Linked DNA regions of Homo sapiens: region 2 is linked to region 1. A link is a loop called in an ENCODE intact Hi-C map of the cell type or tissue named here. Cell type or tissue: heart right ventricle. All regions are shown on one strand. Links, peaks and the distances in the headings refer to the core of each region. The heading gives the core; the rest is flanking DNA.

Region 1 (8,337 bases), core at 224-8,223:
TTATCTGTATTTAGTTTGTAATTTTGTTTAGGTTGTGTAAAAACACTGAATTTATAGCTAAACATTACAGAACTTTGTATTTGCATGTATCTAAGTAGCATTATTAAAAAACTCATTTGGATAAACATTGAGACTTTAGGAGAATTTATTTCCCTTTAAAAGAGTTCTGTACATAACTTACATTTAAGAAACTCCCTCATGACAATTCCATGAGATAGTTACTGTTACCCAAATTTTAAAGATGAAGAAACTGAGACTTAACAAAGGTAAGTAAAATTGTCTAAGGTCATGCATGTAGCAAGATACTATTGAAGCTGAAACATGAACCCAGGTTTGCCTAAATTCAAAGTCTGTGCTGCCGCACTTAGAGGGAAAGATGGTACTGGAGCCCCGGGAATAGCCGGTGTGAGGGCCTCTAAAGGTCAGAAGGCGACATGGGCTTCCTGGTATTTGAAAGGCAGGAACGGGTGTAAAAAAGGGGAAGAGGTCTTAGAAAGCAAGGTGGGACACACTGCTGGGTCAGGTGTCCTCCTGGCAGCCCACAGACACCTGAAGTTTCAGTCATTCCTTCTCCATGAAGCCCTGTGCTGGGTGCTCAGGATACAGAGAGACAATAAGACTGTGCCTTCCTAGTCTTCAAGAAGTTAATGGTCTTGCTACTAACTCAGAGGATGTGTGCTCATAAGAGGACTCATTTGAAAGTATGTAGATCCTCGATGTTTACCCACTGCCCATGTTCACTGAAAGTTATTCCAATTCAGCTTTTTCAGTCCAGCTGAGCAATGTCCACCTAAACACTACCCCTCCTCTGCTATAAAACAAAGTCGGAGAAGAAAAATGTAGAAGTGGCAGAGATCTACTCAGTAACCCATTCAAGAAATACGTGTGACAGATCTATCACAGTAATGGAGTGATGGTGAGTATTGTGGGCACAGATAATTCAGTTCTTGCTCTCCAAGGGTTGTTTATTAATAGTAACAATAACAGCAGCTAACACTAAGATGATGCGTACATATGCTAAACACTGTTCTAAGTGCTTCAGATCTATTAACTCATTTAATCCTCATAACTGATCTGTGAGGTAGGTATTATTATCTCCATTTCACTGAGCCACAGAAAAGTTAAATATTCATCCAGGACCACACACACTAGTAAGGGCAAGGCTAGGATCGGCATCCAAGCGATCTGGCTCACAGCCCACCATGCTGTCACCTACTGCACTATAGCAGTGGCTGAATGTCAGCCTTAAGACAGTGAGATTCACAGGTTAAACCAACACCAGATTCCCCAGCCTCAATCTTTCAGCAGAGGGTTGGAAAGGGCATGGACTTTAAAGTCAGGGATGGCGTCAAATCCAGGCCTAAGAACAATATTGCTCACCCTCAGGTTCCACGCCTCTAAATTGTTCATAAAAACTGGGCTATTTTGGGATTAAGTGAGATAGCATATGCATAGTTGGCCCTTAGTAAGTATTAGTTCACTCCCTATGTCAAACCTACTTGCCTCTTTCTGTTTCAGCTTAGTGTCTTCCCAGCCACTTCTTGTCCCTCCTCTACTGGGAGACAAATGGAAGGAGGAAAGGGGGGAAATGACGAGGAGGAGTAGTTACGGCTTTATTTATTTTGCTGGGATTTCCTTCTCTGAAACTTTAGACACATCCCTACAGACTCCTGAAGGTCTGCTCTGTTCTGCATCTGTAGGAGAAGCTTTACTAACTTAGAATATAGACCAGAAAGGCGAGTAAGAGGTTGCTGAACCAAGAAAATACACACAGGGCAAACGGTCAGTAATCTGTACTATTTCATCAGACGACTGAGAAAAAGAAAATTTATTGACACTTTTGTTCTTAATGCTCACATATAAAGATTTCACTTTACCTCGTGTTTTCAGAAACACTCCAGACACATCAAATAAACTCTCTTGAATTTTAAAATAGAAAAAGGATTGACTGGGCTATGTGTGTGTCTGGGAGTGGGAACACAGGGATGGGAGTAATTCAGGATCAAAAAACAGAGTATTAAGTTTAAAGCAGTTGTTACTCTCTGCCTTCCCCCTCCTTCCTATTCTCCAGAAGGCAGGGTTCATAGTGAAACACTGTGTAGTCTTAGATGCCCCTCCTGGAAAGGCATATGAATCCTAGCCCCACTCCACTCTACTGAAAACTCAGTGATTTAAAGCCTCTTGCTTTAAAAAAGGACTTCTGGTTCAAAAGACTGCTATGATCATGTGTTAACATTCATGTAGAAAAAGTTCTAGTCATATTAATAATCAATAAAAATGCAAGTAAAAACTATCGAAATGCCACTGTGTATATCTTTTAGAGTAGAAAAAAAAACTTCTAATACCTTGTAATGGTAAAACTATAAAAATGATTTTAGGAATTCTGTTGGTAACATTGTAAATTAGGACATCTTTCAGAGGGCTATTGTCAATAAAAAGTGAGTCTAAAGATGTTTTTACTCTGACCAATAATCCTACTTACAAGGCATGATCCTAAGGAAGTTGTTCAACAGAATAAAAGGTATATAGATAATGACCATCATCATCAAATTACTTATTAAAACCACACAAGGAAGCAATCTAAATATTCTGTGATCGGCTTCCACTACAACCCATACACTTTTCTTTTATACTGCTTATCACATTTTAATTATTTGACAACTGTCTCACTACTAGATAGTAAGCTCCATGAGGGTAGTGCTGTCTCTGCCTAGATCTCTGGCACATAAATACAGACTGTAGGAATTAAGAACAAATACTGAAACGTTTATAATTTATTATTTTTAGATGGAGTCTCACTTTGTCGCCCAGGCTGGAGTGCAATGGCGCGATCTCAGCTAACTGCTACCTCCGCCTCCCGGGTTCCAGCGATTCTCCTGCCTCAGACTCCCGAGTAGCTGGGATTACAGGTGCCCACCACTGCATCCGGTTAATTTTTGTATTTTTAGTAGAGACGGGGTTTCACCATGTTGGCCAAGCTGGTTTCGAACTCTTGACCCTCCTCGGCCTCCCAAATCCTGGCCTGCCTCGGTCTCCCAAAGTGCTGGGATTACAGGCGTGAGCCACTGCGCCTGACCTAATTTAATGTCAAGTAAAAATAACACAAAAATATGTGTGCTACAAGTGAAACTGAGTAACATATACACACGATTATTATACAAGATTAAAAATAGTTAAGATGGAGGCATCATTGGCCAACTTTTCAATTATTTTAAATATCCTTTAAAGTTATTTTAGTACCTCTGAAATGAAAAAGCAGGAAAAAATTTGCTGTTATTTACACCAAACTTGACCTTGTAGTAGGGATGAAACGGCCACCATGAAAGCCTGAGGGCCCACTCCCCAGCTTACCCCCAGGTACTCAGTTATTCTTTCTTTGCTCAAGGGTAGAAAGAGCCAAAATACTCATATATCATATGTAGCATAACCCTATTTTCTGTAACAATCTCAAACAAAGGCAGTATGTTGAGAGAGACAGGGAAATGTCTTCTAAAGCAATCCCTTTTGAGCAGTGAATTTGCTGGTTACTAACAGCAGGGGGTGCCAAAGGGATCGCTATTGTTCCCAGGAGACAGCCATGAGAAGGACTGCTGAGGCCTAGGTTGAAAAAAAGCTTAGGTTTGAGAGTAAAATCCAAATGCAGCAGGTTTTCCCTTAACAACTGGGACATGTGGATAAAACTCAGGAGCTCATAAACTTGAATGGATAAAAACTACATTTTAATTTTCACTAACTTCTAATATTTTGCATTTCCTTGATTTATAAGTGTAGGCAAACAATCACAGCAGAATCACAGTGCCAGTGACTCTGTCATGAACAGAAGTCATAGCTAACACTACAGCACATTACAGCTGTTGCAGATTTCTCAAATACCATTTATGCTCATCACCGCTTTGAAACAACAGGCTTCAGGAGTTACTGTTAGGTATACAGCTGGATATTGTTTAATCTACTAGTAAAGCCACACATATTACTATATCATGAATTTGTTCAATAATCTGATAACTTTAAATAACAGAATACTTTTATATTCCAGTGGATTTTATTTTATGCATTTACACACGCTTTTCTGAGAAAGGCACAAAAAAAAAGCTGAAGACATGTGCTCAGTCTCAAGGCAGGCAACTGACAGGGAAGGTCAAATTTGGTCTGAGAGAAAATTATTTTAAGTCACAAGAGAGAAGTGGCCACAGTGCACATTTTCAGTTAGTGTGTATTCCTCGCAGAGAAGGTGCAAACCTAGAAGTTTTGCTTCACAGGCTCCCAGTGCACCAGTGTTTCCAGAGGCCTGGCTCTGGACATGCCGTTCAGAGATCTGCTTCACACAATGTGCCACTGCAAAGCAGTCTGCGTAGCCTAGGTGCAGAGGCATGAAATACAATGCGAATGTCGTCCTCAGCATCTCTCTGGGAGTCATCGTTATTACCAGTGGACTCTCCAGATGCCAAATATCATTTATTTGATGAACAAAACCAAAATCAGATCCAAAATGCTAGAAGGTTGGGATGAGATACCGAGAGAAGTAATAGAGTCAGTACTCACATTCGAACAAAGAGTGACTCTTTGGATGTCAGACCAGGAGATGAGTACTTTTCAACCAGGGCCAAAGTACTGAAGCCAAACTTATGAATGGGCTCATTGGAATCCAGCGGGGGGAAATCGGTGTCCACCTCCCCATCATCCTCAGCAATATGCAGGCAGTAGGCACTGACATTGTCACTGAAAGGAAAACCAAAAAGGCGAGTGAATACCAAGGTAGGGAAGGGACAAGAAGACCAGAGGGTATGGTGCACAGCAAGCAAATTGAGGAGACTGCTTTTCTTTACCCCAAGCCTGGTGATACAGTAAAAAATCCCAAATCCTACTTCATTTGATAGAGAGAATACACATGGCAATGCAAAGGGGAGAAAAACAGTGTGAAATGAAGGTCTTTATACTACTCTATTCTTGCAACATTCACTGAGCCCTATTGCAGCTACGACAAAGAACCTAACCTCTTAGATCAAAGGTGAGATTTAGTATCAGCCCTAAAAGCAGCTTACAGCATAGTAGGGAGGAAAAGTAATAAGCATTACACTAGCTACAATACAAATGTAAAAAATATATATATAAAACAGATACAAACAAAACTGTAAAGGGGGGAAGATTATCTGGCCTCGGGGAAGGCAGGGGTCAGAGGCCTTTGATTTATGGTTAGGATTAAGAAAATATCTGGACAGGCATGGTGGCTCATGCCTGTAATCCCAGCACTTTGGGAGGCTGAGGCAGGCAGATCGCTTGATCCCAGGAGTTCAAGACTAGCTAGGCAACATGGCAAAACCCCATCTCTGCTAAAATACAAAAATTAGCCAGACATGGTGGTATGCGCCTGTAGTTCCAGCTACTCAGGAGGCTGAGGTGAGAGGATCACTTGAGCCCGTGAGGTCGAGGCTGCAGTGAGCTATGATGGTGTTACTTCACTCCAGCCTGGGCAACAGAGTTAAGACCCTGTCTCAAAAAAATAAAATTAAAATTAAAAAAGAAAATATTTGTGCTCTAGATCAGGAGAAATACTCAAGGTAACCAAGACAATCCATACAGTTCTCCCTTCTCTAAAGAGTATCTAAGTCAGTTGGTAGAATCTGACTTCAAACACCATGGATCCTTAGCAGAGTAAAAGCAAATGACTGGATTAGTCCTGACACAGATACCTGGTCCTCTTGACTACTTCTGCACACTTCCCACTCCCTAGAATGTCCAGACAGTACTCCCAGATTGCAGTCTTGCCCAGTTTAGAATCAACACATACCCTCTTTGGGGGAAGTAAAAAGTTGATCTGTTCAAAGAGGATGGGAAACTATACCAACATACAGACAGTGTAAGAGTGCAATCAATTCAATTGCTCCAAACCGCAAACCTGCGAGCTTCAGAATTATGCTAGCTTCAGAAGCAGGAACCCAATAGCTCACAAGGCAGTAGAATTCTAAATTCTGCAGCTTAAGTTTGGAGTTTTAATTACATGATTGATGCTTAAATTAATTAATTGCAAAGTGTATGCTAATTGTTTAATTGGTTGGTTGATCTATATAGATCATTTTTTGAATTAAATGAGTTGATTTACCAAGTTTATTGACTGGATGTGACAATGAATTATTTCACTGACTACCTGACTTGCAATTTTCCCAATTAATTCACAAATCTTTAGCTGCAACTCTGCTTATTGCAAGAGAGGGAGCCTACTTCAGGCGATCTATACTCAGTGAGTCTGTCATGACTAAGAGATATTTATTATAAAAAACAAGTAATAAGGACAAATTAAAATTAATGGAAACTGTAAATTTGCTAAATGGATTGATAACAAGAAAGTAATCTAGCTATGTTTGTCACTTTACATTTCAGGTATTTGTAATGCTGTTAAGATATTTAAAATTCATCTTTGAATGGCATGGGAAACTTTTGGATCTCTGCAGCCGGGTACTAACTTAAAAACAGAACAATTAGAGAGGCAAAAGAAAGCACTTTGGATGAGGAAAATGTCATGGTATACTGGCTAAGAGAGCTCTGTGGTCAGAACGAGTTCAAATTTCAGCTCCATGGCTCATGGCTATGTGATTTCAGAGAATAAGCTTCACCTCGAGTTTCAGTTTCCACTTCTATAAAAAGGGTATAATCGTCCCTCAGAGATTGTAAAGATTAGATCAGATAATATATGTAGTGTCTGGCATGTAACAGAAGTAAAAAATAAATGGGAAGGTAACTATAATAAGAAAGTCATATGGAAACTAACTTATAGTTGCACCAATCCTTAAACACAAATTGTGGATGCATATTAAGCAACAATGCATCTGAGCAGCATGTTCTATGTACACACAACTGTAATGGGAGTCAACATGTCCACTGTGTTCCAACCTTGGAACCTTGGGTCACTGAGCCCCCAGGGTTTTATGAACAGGGCAGACATGGATGGAACAAGCAACAGACAGCACAGATTATTTATTGCCATGTAAATCAACCTGAGGAATGTTTGATTCTCCAGCATCACAGAGGTTCAGGGGCAAATAATAAGCCTATTGATCAAAGCAGAAAAGTCCAACAATGATATCAGAAGAATTCTGCTTTGATTGTTAAGGGACATCCCCAAATCCTCTCAAAACAAATTCAATAAATATCACAGGCTAAGATTTGAGATGCAAAAGGTTCACTGCCAAGTGCTATTATTCTCCCCAGTTCTTAAATATGAAGTGTGAAATCATTCATTCAAAACACATTTGTAAAGTGCCCCCCTGGGCTGTGGCCTGTCCTGAGCATCAGGAACAGAGGAAGGAAAAGAAGACTGATTCCTGCCATATTATACAAGATGAATAGAAGCCTCTTCTGGGTCATCAGTAAAGTCTAGCAGTAAATAGTGCTCCAACTCCTCTGACCCCTTAATTGAAAATCTGAGGAGATAATGACTAAAATTCTATATTCTACACATGGACATACTGGTTCCTTTGGTGCTTTTATAAAGGAATCATTAGTAAAAGAAGCTACTGTGATATTTTGACTTCTAAAACTGCTTCAGGACTCCAAATTAGTACTAGTACAATACCAGCAGTATCATTAGCTACATTTATTGAGTACTATAAGCCAGACACTCTGCAAAGCGGCTTAGATATATAAGCTCACTGAAACTTCACATCAACTTTGTAAATGAATCATTTATATTTCTATTTTACAAATTAGATAACTGAGCCTCAATAGGATTAGGTAGCTTGCTCAAGATTAAACAGCATGTAAGTGACAGGGCTGAGATTCAAATCCAGGCAGCCAAGAGCTGTCCCTCTTGACCCCCACCCATTCCTCTGCCAAAGCCACAGTGTGTCAAGACTTCCTGAGGCACTTGAGAACCCAATCACCTATGGAAATATGACACACTTTGATGAGAAGAAGGAAACCATGACATATTACTTATAAAAAGTTAGATTTAGTTCAACCTCCTTGCTTTTACAGATGGGAAATGGAGGCAGAGAAAAGAGGGATAACATGCTCATGATCACCCAATTAAACAGAGGCAAAGCTGGTCTTGAAAACTCTGGTGTCCCCACTTCTTGTCCATTATTCTTTAAACAAATAAAAAACTGGTGGACTTTGAAATGGGGAGAGAAAAGAAAGGGGGCAGCTCTGGTCCCTGCCTCAGGAAACCCCCCGATACAGACATCTCAGAGTTTACAACACAATGGAAACAGGGGCACTTCCCATGACACAGCTTGGTGGAAAGAACAGGGATTTTGCAGACACAACTGGTTTTAATGCTAACTCAAATTCTTAGACCAAATCTCTTTGAGCTCCATTTTCTTATCGGAAAAACAGCTTTCC
Region 2 (8,337 bases), core at 338-8,337, 670 kb after region 1:
ACCCAGGCTCGTTAACCTGGTGTTCAACGCTTTTCTGCCAACAGCTAGTATCCACTCCTTATTCCGCACATAATTCCCTCCACCTCCTTCCCCACCCTCACACATACACTGGCTCAGCCACCCATCCTCTACTGTGTCCTTGGAGACCCATAAGGTGGGAAAACAACAACGGCAAAAACGAGTTAACTGCCCTGCTCAGTAATAATAGTATTGTATGAGTTTCACTAGCTCAGTTAAGACTCCAGAATGAGGCCAGGTGCAGTGGTTCATGCCTGTAATCCCGACATTTTGGGAGGCCAAGGTGGGAGGATCACTTGAGCCCAGTAGTTTGAGATGAGCCTGGACAATATAGCGAGACTTCTTGTCTACAAAAAAAAAATGAAAAATTAGCCAAGCATGGTGGTGCATGCCCGTAGTCCCAGCTACTTGGAAGGCTGAAATGGGAGGATTGCTTAAGCTCAGAAGGTTGAGGCTGCAGTGAGCCCAGATTGTATCACTGCACTCCAGCCTGGGTGACAGAGCAAGACCTTGTCTAAAAAAAATCTAGAATGGACTATAAAGGGATGTTCTAAGAGCATCTAAAAAGAAGAAGTGGTAAATCCAGGAGAGCAATGGGGTTGCTAGGAAAAGGCCACATCAGGCTCATGCCTGTAATCCCAGAACTTTGGGAGGCCGAGGTGGGAGGATGACTTGAGGTCAGGAGTTCGAGACCGGCCTGGCCAACATGGCAAAACCCCGTCTCTGCTAAAAATACAAAAATTAGCCGGGCGTGGTGGCAGTTGCCTGTAATCCCAGCTATTGGGGAGACTGAGACAGGAAAATCACTTGAACCCGGGAGGTGGATGTTGCAGTGAGCCAAGATCATGCCACTGCACTCTAGCCTGGGCAACAGAGCAAGACTCTGTCTCAAAAAAAACAAAAAAACAAAAAAACAAAAAAACAAGAAAAGAAAAGACCACATCAGATTGGTCCATGTCCTTGTCCACAGGGTGACCAGCCCAACAGGTCAGAGAAGTGAGGCTGTAAGATGGGATCTAGGGTCCTGTGAAGTGCATGGTGAGATCCCCAGGACATGCTCAGGCAAGATGGGGAAATGTGGGATGGACAAAGACACAAGCAAATAACCCCACGACTACAGCCAATGTCCACGGGTGGGTGGGGGTGGGATCTCCACGGAGTGCCCCAGGCTCCATCCTGTTCAGCTGTATTTCACTTCCTTGTGCACGAAGGTAGAGGTGGCACCTTCGCAGGTCCCACAGAGTGTGAGCAAGAGAGCTCCGCTGGGTCCAGAGCCCAGGCAAGGAGAGAGGAGCCCGGTCGTGTCAAGGCAATGTGTCCAGGACCCATAGGGGCTCTCATATTTGAGTCCTAGACACGGAAAGGAGAGAGTCTCAGGCTACCCAGGGTGTGTGGGAAAAGGGGCCATGGTGGGGGGAGAGGGAGGGGCCACTAAAGGGGCTTTTCCTCTGCTGCTAAGCACTTTCCTTGCAGGCTCTGTGACACAGGACGAAAGTGGGGCTCCCGCAGGTTGCAGCACCTGTGCATGGTCACCTGGTCGATGAGCAGCAGGGCCAGAGCACCAACCCAGGATGTGCCGCTGTTCTAGGCTGCCTCCCATCTGGGCAGCAGCCTCCACAGCCTACAGACTAGCAGGGTTCATGGTTTTTTTCTACCTGGAACAGATCACAGAGTTGGAAGGGAGAGGAGTCACCCCCTCAGCCCTGGGGCAGCCCCCAGCACTCTCCAAGAACCCCGGGGCTCTGGGCAGCAGAGTTTGAGCACTGGGTCTAGGGTGAAGTGAACAGCCCAGGTGGCTGGTTTTGCCTCTGTGAGAGCAGCCCAGGAGAGCAGCCAGCCGAGGAGCTGCCTGAAGCTGGAGGGGCCAGGCTGGCTGACCAAGGAGAAGCATCGGGAGCAGCCGAGAGGGGCTGCACCTGATGCTGGGGGCAGGAGGGGGCTGCGAAGAGCTCCCTGTTGCTGACTGCCCACCTCTGCAGGGCTGATTGGAGGGGGGAGTAGAGGGAGCTGGGGGGTAGCACATAAAGGCTGATTCTGAGGAAGGACCTTCTCGGAGTTAGAGTTCTGCAAGGATGAGTGAGTTTCCCATCCCTGGAGATGGCCAACTGGGTGAACCCTGCGGGGAGAAATTACAGAGGGAATCCAGGCATTGCTGGACACACTGGGCCTTCGAGGGTCCTTGCAACCTGGAAATTCTGTGATGCTGTTGCATAAGCTGTTCCCACCATCTGGAATATGCCGTTTCCTCGAATTCCACCTCCACACTCAAGTCAAACCTTTCCTCTTGCAGGGTGTCTCCCCAAAGCCACCCGTCGTCCCTCATCTCATTTTCTCTGGCTCATGCGTTGTAAACTAGACACCCTATGGAACAGAAGAGAGTCAAATCAAATGCAATTGCAGGAAATTGACTAGAACCAGGGAAAACAATAGCACACACTTGTATAGCACCCACTAGTACCAGGCACTGATCCCCAAGTACACAGACATGGACCTGTTTAACCCTCACAACCATGATTGGCATAGGTATCGTGTTGGCGCCATGTTCCAGATGAGGGCAGCTGGAGACCAGGAGGAGAAGTGACCTGCCTAAGGCAATGCAGCCAGGGCCAGGGGAAGAGCTGGGATTTGAACCCAGGCAGTCTGGCTCCGGAGTCCATACTCTGAATCACTGCCTCGAGGCTGTCAGGACGATAACATGAGCCAATGCTATGAGAACACAGAGCAGAGCCGGCACTTAGTAGGCACTCGGCACTCCCGAGGCCCGTCTCCCTTTGTCTCTGCCCCTGAGTGTGCCCACCACTGTCCCTGCCCTGCCCAGCTCTGCCGCTCCCTGCTGCTCATCCTCTCTGGCTTTGTCTAGCTCTCCCTGCCCCTGTGTGTCACTCTATGTCTGCCTCCCTGTTCTTCTCCCTCCCCTGCCCTGTCTTTTGCTCTGTGTCCTTGTCTGTCCTTCTGTCCTCTCTGTGTCTTCCTGTCCCTTTCCCACCAGCCCCCACCGCGTGGACCCCGCTGACTCGTGCTTCTGCTTTCCCCGTATCCCTGGCGCCTCTCATCATCAACGCGTCCTTTGTCTTTACAAGCCGGCCTGGTCTCTCTCCATCTCTCCCTCCATTTACGAGCCTGTGTGTTAGTGGACAGGGCAGCCGATGGAGGCCACTCACTAGTGACCCATCTCTGTGATCACCTCATTATTTATCACCAGGGACGCCAGTGTTTCCATAAATTACCCCGACCTGGAGCTGCCCGCGCTGGAATCAATAGTCGCCTCTCACCTAATACCCAATTATTAATAATCACGGGGTGAAGGGTGGCCAGACATGGCCAGACATGGCACTCCAGGTTCTTGCCTGGCAGGGGGAGGGGCGGGCTGGGAGGGTGCTGGACCCCATGCTGCAAGATGCCAGCACAGGGCAAGAGGCAGGGCCTGGAGAAGGACAGGGTCCCCACATTCTCTCTAGGACTGGGCGATAAAATCTGAGCCATGGTTCCACCCTGAGGGCAGAGGGAGACACAGAGCCCCATCTTTAGGGTCCTCTAGTCTGAGGACAGGAGACCTGGCCAAGCAGTGAAGTCTGCCCTTTTAGGACCCACCGGGGCCCCTAGCCATAAGGGTGCACCTTCCCCAGAGAGGAGAGCTTCATCCTGCGGGCAGACGAAAGACTACCAGAGGCAGGTGCTAGAGTGGGGCTTTGGTTCCACCACGGCACGGGGGTCAAGAGGTGATTTTCCAGCCCTGCCCCCCGGCCCTGCAACACACACTTGGAGCCCTGCAGGTACATCTGGGTAAAGATCTGAACCTGCAGGAGCTGGTGCTTGGTGGGGTGGAGGCATGGCAGGAAGGACAGGAGGAGGAGCAGGACACCTTAAGGGGATCTACACCTGCTGGAGCCCGAGGCTGGGGGCTGGGGAGCGAATCAGAACAGCTGTCCATACACATGATGGTGGGAGAGGCAAGGCCAGCGGAGGGAGGCCAAGCCCTCAGTGTATCCTGATACCCAGATATACACACGCGCTCAACCACTGACTCTCCCTTCACTGCACCAGAGGTTCAATGGACGGACACACACACACACAGAAACACACCTCACATGCACAAACCAGCGGCATGAAAACACTTTTGCACCGAAGGCATTCTTACAAAGCAGACAGTTACATACACACACACATGGACACCTGCATAGAGTCACTGATAAACACAGATGCGTGAGGGCACCCACACACACCCACACGCAGAAATACAAGTGCATGTTTAGGCCTATGCACACATACACCCCAGATATCCCCCACACACACAAACACACAGGCACCTACACACGCTGACACAATGCACACTTGCAGCCCATCCTGCGCGCACACCCTTTTGTGCACACAGTGTGCACATGCAGCGACGCGGCCTCTAAGGGCATCTTGCGGAGTGAGGCTGAGGCTTCGTTCAACTCCTCCAGAGCCCAGTCGGTTCCAACACTGCCACCATGTGGCCTCAGGTGCACAGTGCACAGGCCATGAGGCTGGAACACCCGGCCGGTGGGGAGGAGGTCTGGCCCCAAATCTTGGGTCCCTCCATCTAGTTGAGCCGGACTGCCATTTGGCCACTTCCCAGTGAAACCGAACACAGTCCTGGAGAACTGGGTCAGACTGTGTGACAGCTGGAGCCTGCTACTGTGTGCCATTGCTGTCCATCCAGCAGGGCTGGCACCATGGCCTGTCTTTGCAACCCATGGCTGGTGACACGTGGTAGGCAGGCGGCCCCCATGTTAGTGTAGACTTGGTGCGAAGTTGTTTAAACTCTCCCAGAGAGACTGGGGTTTAATCCTGACCTGCAATGTAATCATTAGTTCACCCATCACAGTATCGAGGCTGTAATCTGTGTCGGTGTATGATGCTAGGTTGAAATTATGGTGAGCAACAGACAGTTGCCTCTCCTAAATGTCAGGGGGCCCAACACTGAAGAGATAACACAACAAATATTTATCAGGTTACACCATAGAAAACTGACATTGGTGTAGGTCTAAAATGGTCAACCACTGGCAGAGTATTCACGCAAGATCCTTTGATTCACCCTAATGATGGCAAGTGTCATACGGTTACAGAACAGGGCAGTGGGGCTTAACCTGGGGTTGGAATGGCAGGGAAGGCTTCCTTGAGAGGAACTTGACTCTAAGCTGAACTTGAAAGGGTGAGTAGTGATGAAGTTGCTCACAGGGTGGGAAGAGCTGTGCAAAGGCCCTGAGGCAGGAGAGAACTAGCATATTGTGGAAACTGAGAGAAAGCCAGTGTGCTTAGAACCCAGCACCAAAGGTGAGGGGCGTGAGTAAAGCCAGAAGGATTGGAGAACCAGGAGCTCCAGGCAGGATCCAAAGTTTAGGGCTTGGGATTATTTAGTACTTGGGACTTTTTTCCTCCCAACAGCACCAGGGAGAGGCTCGCTGAAGAAGAGTGTAAGCATGGGAATGTCATACTCAGCTTGGTGATTTCAAAAGCCCACTCTGGCTGCAGAGTGGAGAAGGACTGAGTGATGGGGTGGGGAGTACAAGCTGTTACCCACATCCAGGTGAGAGATGGCAGTGGGGAGAAGTGCACAGAGCCAAGATCTTGGTCCAGCTGCTCTCTGAGTCCAGGTTTTGTCCTCTGTAAAGTGGGCTGTAATTTCTACCTTGCAATGAGGATGAAGTAAGAAAATGAATATAAAGCACTTGGTAGGTGCCTGGCACATAAGGAGTACTCAGCAAATGGCAGCTGTGATTCCTCATCTTATCATCTTATTATTAGAAAGCACAGAGGACCTGTCCCCCTGCCCTCGCTGTGGGCTTCCAGTGGTCTGTGCCACTCGGGGCCAAGCTCACAGATGGCGCCCAGAGCTCGTGGAGGCACAGATGTTCTCGCTTTTGTTCTCAGAGGCCCTGGAGCCCTCAGGTGCCCCCATGCTCCTCAATTTACACTCAAGGTCTCCCCAGGCATAAGCACTCTTAGGGAATTGGTGCCTGGGAGGACCTTGCCAAGGTTTTCTCTCCTCCTAGATACTGCAAGGAGCTGAGGCAGACACCCAGCCACACAGGCCTGCCAAGGACGTTCATGATCTTGTAGAGATGGGGAAACTGAGGCTCGGGACAGTACATCACACACTGAGTAGCAGTGCTGGGATTTGAGACCACCCTGACTCCCAAAACTGTGCTTTTTAATTTTTTGATCCGAGGTTCAGAAACTTGAGTTAATCACACATCTCAGTTCCCGGCAGACTATTCATGCAGGATCCGTCTCCTGACTTGTTATTACTAAAAAATCGATACATGTCAATCATTCCCAGAGCCTTATTTTGTACCCGGCTCAGTGACAGGGCCCGCGCGGGTGCATCCACAGGTGGTTCAGCGGCAGGTCCTATCCTTGGGGAGCATGTGAGCTGGTGACAGTCAACTCTGGGCAAAGAACTTCCACTCTCCTGGCCGGAAGTGCTGATTTAAGGAATTTATCCAAGAAAAACAAGGACGAGGGTCTATAAAGGTGTTTGCATCAGACTAATAATAAAGATTTCATGCCCTTCAGTGAGGAATAAATGCATTATGATATATCAGTCCAGTGGAACATTATGTATCTATTAAAACTGGTGGCAAGAGCGTTCCTTTATTGATGTGGAAAGATGGCTACACTTTGTTATTCAGATTTTTAAAAAAATAGGTCATATAACAGTATTCATAGAGATTTCCATTTTGAAAAACATAGATAATACATGCATATATTTTCTTTATTCTAAGATGCACATTTTTTAACATTTGAACATTTCTAAAATCAGGATGTGCATTGCAATTAATGGATATGTTTAATGCATAGTTCTTTTCTCCAAAAGAGCCGTGTAATTAAATCAGTGATGCATCCCCCAGTCAGTGTTGTCCCAGAATCAAGAAAAACATATATATACGTACACACATAGGACAAATTCCAGAAAGACAGCAACCAAAATGCTAAAAGTCATTAAATCTAGGTGATTTCCACTTTCTTCATCAACCTTCTGTACTGTCTGGGTTTTATAAACTGAACACGAATTATTTTTATAATTAGAAAAAAATCCCCCATTTCCATATTGAAAAACAAAACAAAGTCTCAGGTCAAAAAAAGTCCAAGCTTCTCATACACAGCAGGCCAGAATACTCGCTAAACAGAGCCCCAGAAGCAGGGGACGGGAACCAAGGGGACTTGGCAGCCTGGTTGTAAAGGAGCTGGGCTTCCTAACACAGGAGGGATCTGGGTAGATGGGGAACAGGTTTAGACCCTGCAAGCCGAGGAGACAGTCTAAAAGGAGGCCTGGGGATCCAGAGCATTCCCTTAGGGTCTGGAGGGAAATAGTGTGACCGAGGCCAGGCAGATGGCAGTGGTGGTAGTTAGAATAACAACCCTAGCTGACATTTATTGAGTGCTTACTCTGTGCTGGGTACTGCTCTAAGCATTTCATACGCATTTCCTTATCGTAACAGACTGCCTTGTATCCCCGCAAGATGCATATGTTGATGTCCTAACCCCCAGTGTCTTAGAGTGTGATCGCATCTGGAGATAAGGTCTTTAAAGAGGTGATAAGGTTGAAATGAAATCACTAGGGTGGACCCTAATCCAGTATAAGTGGAGACTTTATAAGAAGAGGAGATTAGGACACACACATCAACAGACAGAAGAACAGGCAAAAGCACAAGGAGGAGAAGACGGCCATCCACAAGCCAGGAAGAGAGACCTCAGAAGGAACCAACCCCTGCTGGCACCTTGACCTCAGCCTTCTAGCCTTCAGAAGAGTGAGAAAATACATTTCTGTTGTTTAAGACCCCCAATCTGTTGCTCTTCGTGATGACAGCCCTAGCAAACTAATATACTTCCTTACCCCACAACAACCCCGTGGGGGTGGTTGTTTCAGTTATCTCTTGCTGCGTAACAAGCTGCCCCAACACTTTGTAGCTCAAGATATCAATAATAATTTGCTTTGCTCTGGAGCTTGGCAAGGTCAGCTTATCTACACTCTGCATTGCTGGGCAGACGACATTCAGGATGGCTCATGCATGTGACTCACATGACAAGCTGGTGCTGTGAGCCAGACACTTATTGTGGCCTCTCCATGTGGCTGCTCGGCCTCCTCACAGCATGGCCACTGGAATCCAACAGTGGGCATCCCAAGAGAACCCGATGAAGTACGTGGCATTCTTAAGACCGAACCTTGGGAGTCTTGTAGTGTCACTGGTGCTACATCTATCAAGGCAGTGACAAAAGTCCTCCCAAGTTCAGGGCAAGGGACCACTGTCTCCACTATCCCCTGGGAAGAGTGGCAATGCTCTTGTAAGAAGA

What was found. A loop is a pair of places that touch in the nucleus more often than their neighbours do. Peaks named below come from ENCODE experiments on the same cell type or tissue, not always from the same donor. Only the 100,000 strongest peaks of a DNase experiment are listed, where the experiment ranks them.
Region 2: it touches region 1 in a loop (6-fold over the local background); 41 of 110 quality-filtered maps call a loop at or near these places.

What each region holds. Positions count from the first base shown.
Region 1 is chr9:125,555,091-125,563,427 of GRCh38, forward strand. It overlaps MAPKAP1 (MAPK associated protein 1), which reads right to left. Exons shown (of 12, transcript NM_001006617.3): 6 at 4,543-4,719. Among named protein-coding and RNA genes, the nearest start is that of MAPKAP1, 150 kb to the right of the region's middle. In heart right ventricle, for the core only: a CTCF peak has its summit at 3,528 (motif pointing right); a DNase peak (open chromatin) is centred at 3,549; H3K27ac peaks cover 2,419 bases.
Region 2 is chr9:126,224,561-126,232,897 of GRCh38, forward strand. LOC105376275 (a long non-coding RNA gene) reads right to left here. Exons shown (of 3, transcript XR_930357.1): 2 at 2,205-2,379; 3 at 1,529-1,673. Among named protein-coding and RNA genes, the nearest start is that of MVB12B, 98 kb to the right of the region's middle. RefSeq lists a silencer at 4,521-4,600. In heart right ventricle, for the core only: CTCF peaks have their summits at 4,510 (motif pointing left) and 4,711; a DNase peak (open chromatin) is centred at 4,491; H3K27me3 peaks cover 2,852 bases.